Regions from separate parts of the Homo sapiens genome. Here region 2 is linked to region 1. A link is a contact called in ENCODE Hi-C data. All regions are on one chromosome and are shown on one strand. The core of a region is the stretch at or near the end of the contact, and the rest is flanking DNA. Distances in the headings are between cores, read along the strand shown.

What was found. A loop is a pair of places that touch in the nucleus more often than their neighbours do. Pooled maps may share reads with other maps.
Region 2: a map of B cell shows a loop between it and region 1 (5-fold over the local background). The contact joins the promoter of LINC01725 here to the enhancer-like site in region 1. A Hi-C loop is called at or near these places in 1 of 168 maps with a recorded cell type or tissue (B cell), 1 of 37 single-sample maps with no recorded cell type and 7 of 50 pooled maps.

What each region holds. Positions count from the first base shown.
Region 1 is chr1:83,759,941-83,762,508 of GRCh38, reverse strand. All of the region lies in intron 1 of LINC01725 (long intergenic non-protein coding RNA 1725), which reads left to right. Among named protein-coding and RNA genes, the nearest start is that of LINC01725, 100 kb to the left of the region's middle. RefSeq lists an enhancer at 1,459-1,608. Within about 2 kb of position 1,273, at least 2 of the 41 ENCODE cell types and tissues checked have a DNase peak (open chromatin) inside an H3K27ac peak, as active enhancers do; they include B cell, where a contact is called at or near this core.
Region 2 is chr1:83,859,695-83,862,262 of GRCh38, reverse strand. It overlaps LINC01725 (long intergenic non-protein coding RNA 1725), which reads left to right and starts at 1,267. Exons shown (of 3, transcript NR_119375.1): 1 at 1,267-1,444. LOC101927560 (a long non-coding RNA gene) reads left to right here and starts at 1,717. Exons shown (of 3, transcript NR_119374.1): 1 at 1,717-1,855. RefSeq lists silencers at 1,179-1,308, 1,409-1,588.

The DNA.
Region 1 (2,568 bases), core at 24-2,523:
CACAATTCACGAGATGCATTGAGAAGTACTGTGATTACTGACAATGTCTCCTCTTCAATATATCAAGACTGTTTACAGAAAACAGAAAAAAGCATCCATTAGTGCAACTCCAAAATCTTACCCTAAACAATGTTATTCTATTATATGGTAAGTGTTGTAATTATGTAACTGCACCCACAATTGGAACCCTAGATTTTGAATGTTTAAATTTAATTCTGCATGTCACCTCTCTGGGTTATGCAGCAGACAGATGTGAGCCGGAATGGGGGGCAGTGGCACTGGAGTTGGGACCAACAGGGTAGATAGGGTGAGGATCGTTGAGCAATGCTTTGTTATTAGACATCAGTGTGTGCTGTCAATGGCTTAGTGAAGCTGCTCGTGATTTGGGAGGGGCTTCTCTGGCCAAGCAGGACAGAAACCAAAGGAAAGAAGGAATCATAGTGGGAGTGAACAGGAGGTGTGGAGGGGGTCAGGGTGGTCAGCGCTAGTCTGCAGAGAAGGAAGGTGCCTTTTAGGAGGAATCAAGCCGGTGGAATGCAAATTCAACTGGGAATAGAAGCCGGAGCCTTGGAGCAGCTTCAGGGAAAACTACTCTCCAGTTTTCTGTCTAAACAGCATAGCAGTAGAGGGAGCCAACCCCAGAGGACTTCTGCAGCCAAAGAAACTCTGAGTTGGGGGGAGTATATTTTATTTTTATTTATTATCACAACACGGACTATAAATTTTAAAACCTATTTGAGTAATTTCCCTGCAGAAGAAATCTGACTCTGTTCCCACAGCCTCCCTTCTCTCAAAGTGCTAAGTGTGCCACAGAGCATTTGGAATTCTTCCTTCAAAGTTCCAGGTTGTCCAGCCCCTCCTACCACTGCAGGTCTCTCTTGGTCCTGCTGATACTGGAGCTTATTTATGAGGGCTGCTGAGGGGTGGGTGGGCAGGGGGACAGCTGCCAGGGCCTGCCCCCCACCATGGGAGATTTGTGGCAGGTGGAGGGGGAGGCGGATATAATGACCATTTGCAGACAACCTATTTAAGCAACTGTTTGTTATACAATAAAAATTACTCGGTGGCTCTGAGCATGAACTCTCCAAGGGAGGGTGCTGTGGGAGGCAGTTGGAGACTTTGTTTTAATCAAATGAGCAAGCAGGAGCTTAGGGCTTTGTTGCGAGAGGGGATGGCTTTGTGGCGGCCTTTCTTGCTTCCTCCTGGCTTCATTTGCTTGTCAGGCAACAGTGTGGCCCCTGGGGGACTCCCCTAGATGAGGCAGCTGCAAAAGAGAAAGTCTCTAGAATTGGGAAGTGGTAAGTGTAACTCAGAATCTATAGGGAGGGAGCTGGGCAGAACAGTTTTGTGAAGCACCTTCCAAACACACAGGTAAAGGTAACTCCTTTCAGTTATACACATTTTCATAAGAACAGGAGCAAATAATATTCATGCCATGTCCTAACACACCCTAACGTACACTGAGTCTAAGCTGTAGTAACTGACAGAAGCAGCAATTTCCAGAGCCAAGGACCCTGAGAACTGAATCTCATGAGCCTCTAGAGGGGAGAACCAGGGGCCAGTGGTAGCAGAGCTCCCCAGGTGAACCCAGGCACCAGGGAGCCTCCAGATTGCTGCACAGGGGACACAGCAGCTCCAGGAGACAATCTCTGAAATTCCACCAGCATCCTTATGTGTCTGCATACTGCAGGAGAATGTTGGTGTCAACACACTCTGACATCAGAGTGTGATGTCACACACTCTGATCCTCATCCCTGGCTCCAGGACCCCATAGCCTGAAATGATTTTTAATACATGCTATTTGCTTATTTCAAGGAAAAGGGTCAATCGCTGAGCAAGAGGAAGGGAAAGAGAGTCTGGAGCATTTGAGCAATAAAAGTGAGGTCAGATAAAACCCTAGCATTGCAGAGCTTGCATACAAGCTGGATTTCTCTATGGGTTTTTACACCAAACAAAAGACAAACAGTTCGTCTACCCATTTGGCCATGGGAGTTGCAGGGAGCACAGTTCTGGCAGCCGAGCTGGGCTGTGGAGAAGCTAAGTTCTCTATCATGCCTAGGGCTGCCATTTGGGGCTGCCCACCAGCTTGTCAATCTCAGTGCATGTAAAGCTAGTGATTAGAGGACTTAGTCTCCGTAGCTCATCTCTTTGAAGCTGATTCCCCACTCAGAGACTCTCCCTGCTGTAGAGAGACTGGAGTCTTCCGCAGGTTCCTCCTGCAAGCTGTTCACCCTGCTTTGTATTATTTCTTGGCGTTTGTATGTACCCTGCTTGCATCTAATGTATATTTATTCTCAAGGACCGAGAGCCTCAGCAGGCAGCTGAAGTTTAAGTGAGTGAATGGCACAGCCGCACTGGGAAAGATTCATTATCGGTACATTTCTAGGTTATTTGACGTGGGAGAGTTTCAGCAGTTTATCTGGTGAGGAGAAGGCAAAGTGACAATGTGGGAACCTCTTCTGATGTGCAAAAATGTGCAGCCGACACAGGATTGCCATTTATTAAATCATAAATGTAATGCCAGATTTTTTCCAGAGAACAGCAGGGAAAATAAATACTTGAGGCGTG
Region 2 (2,568 bases), core at 18-2,517, 100 kb before region 1:
TTTTCAGTCAAATAATACTTCTATTTGCTTTTTGAATTCTTGTTTTTTCCTGACCATTTCTCAGTTTCTAAATTTCATCTCATTCAGCTTCACTTTTTCCCAGTGAAGCACTGCCACGTTACTTTCATTCTAAAGGTGCTGGGTAAATCTTGTCTATTTTTTGGTTATTTTAATGAAAATATTTTCTTATATTTATAAGAAAAAGCAAAGGCAGATTGTGCTTCTACATTATTTACATTTATTTACATATTATTTAAATTTTTTTCTTAGCAAATTGGCCCACAGACAGTGTCCTGTTTTTCTGAGCAGTAGGTAAATAATGACAACTTCTGTAAGTTCTGTGGCTACTCAGAATCTCTTGAGAATATATGTCCTGCTAAACTGCAAGAGGGCCACTTCCGGACCTGAAATGGTCTAAGAAATGTTGATCATGCTTCTTCCCACACGTGCTAGAAATTTCCACGCAGTTTGCAGATCCAGCCTAGGTACTTGTTAGATGGGTGATTACAAATTTCTTACGGGCTGTGTAGCACCATCACACTTTGCCAAGTAATCTCCAAGCTTTGGGAAAATAAAACAAAGCTCCTTACAAACACTGGATTCTCTCCTTTCCTTACTTCTTTAGCGTCCTACTTATCCTCTACTTTATTGTCTCTTTTTCATATGTAATAGAACATACACTGCAATAGGAAGCTGAAGATGTGGGTTCCCATCATAGTTCCATCCTGGTTCTTTTATCGACTAGCTGAGTGGAATAGGGTTGCCAACTTTGTCTATCTGAGAGTTTTGTTGTGAGGAAAATAACAAGCACTAGTTTTTGGAGTAAAGTATAATTTCCTCATTGCATATTAAACCCAACTCACCCGATTGTCAGAAAGATTCTATCTAGTTTGTGATTCTAAGTCGGGGGGGGGGGGTGGTTAGCGTTGAGTTTCAGGTTCTATAAGAACGGGACTAAGGAAACTCATTACCAGGTGGTAATCATCTTCATCTATTCAATAACACCGTTTGGTGTACACACTAAATTGTGGCACTGGAGACTCACATAGAACTGAAGTAACTCACCAGTTCCTAGAGGCAGGTGGGCACGTAGGGAGAGAGAGGCAGCGGCGCCTTCCAGGCGCTCTCCCTGGTACAGAGGCGGCGGGGGCCAGGGCTGTCAGGACACCCAGGCCCACGTGCCAGGCTCCGGCTCACCTGCCCGAGGGCAGAGCGGGAAGCTCCGCCCCTCGCGGAACCCCGGCCTGTGCGCAGTTCCCGTGCCCTAGGAGTTGGCGGCGGGGCCCAGCCGAGGTATAAGTTCCACAGCTTCACCCTTGTCGGTGTGATATGGGCGTGAAAGAAGACATAAAACAGGCTTCCCGAGTAGAACCTGCCACCCCGGGCTGGTGGGGACGCGGCACCAGGCCGGGCCGGGGGAAGCCGCTCGGACAGTGGTCCTTGGGTGAGCGCCTTCTTCGGGGCCCATGGGCCAGGCCAGTGCGGCCCGGGACGCCCCGGACCACCTGGGGAAGAACCGCCCGGGCCGGCCTTTGGCTGTCCCAGGCAGCGGCTGGAGCCCGAGTGGGCCCTGGCGGGATCTGGGACGGGGAGGGTCTGCGGCGCAGCCAGGAGGCCTGGGAAGTCCCGAGGTGGGTAGAGAAGGGCCGCGAGGGGGCGCTGAGACGGCGAGTGGCCGGGCCTGGGAGTGACAGTTGTCAGGAGAGCAGTCAGGACACCGTTGCTCAGAGTCCAGGCCGGTTAGGACCAGAGCCTACCCCGGGTGGCATGGTGATGATCCAGATTCAGGAGACATGTCTGAGAAAGGATCGTTCAGACTTTTTGACCTATTTTACATGAGGAATAAAGGATAGAGGTCAGGAAAGTTGTCCAAAAATTTTTTTCATTGTTGTTAAAAAGTTCATTTAGTGTAAAACAGGCAATTATCTGTGCGTTTAATATGCAGGCTAAGGTTGTTTCTTTCAGGCTTTCTTTCTTTGTGGCATGTAATTTCTATTTAACAAATGTATGTTGAGTGTCAGCTGTGTGTCAATTGCTATGCTAGATAACAGAGAAACAAATTATTAATAACATCCTCACTTTCCATGAGTTCAAATTCTAGTACAGGAAAAAGTCATCTAAATAATTCTAATGAAATGTCATAAGGCTAAATAACAAAGGTATATGTAAGGAATTCTATCAAATGTTCTATTAACTATTAGCATGGAACAATTAAGGGACTAGCTCTGGTTTCCAGATGGAATGGCCCTTATGGACATCAGGCATAATGGGTCATTTGCTTAACAGAAGGCAGAATTTCATATCTAATATTTTAGGTTATAAATAAGGGCATATAGTAGAAAGAGGCAAAAAGAAAAAAAAAGACAACGTACCTCCAAAACCCAGCTAAAACCTCTCTCTTTAGAAAGGACTCCTGGATTTTCTACAGTTTTATGTTTTATCCAGATGAGAGGTGTGTAATGTAGTCGCTAAGAGGCTGGACTCAGGAGCTAAACTGCCAGAGTTTACATCCCAGCTGCACCACTTACTAATGGGCTGACCTTGTATAAGTTGCTTAATACCTTGTTT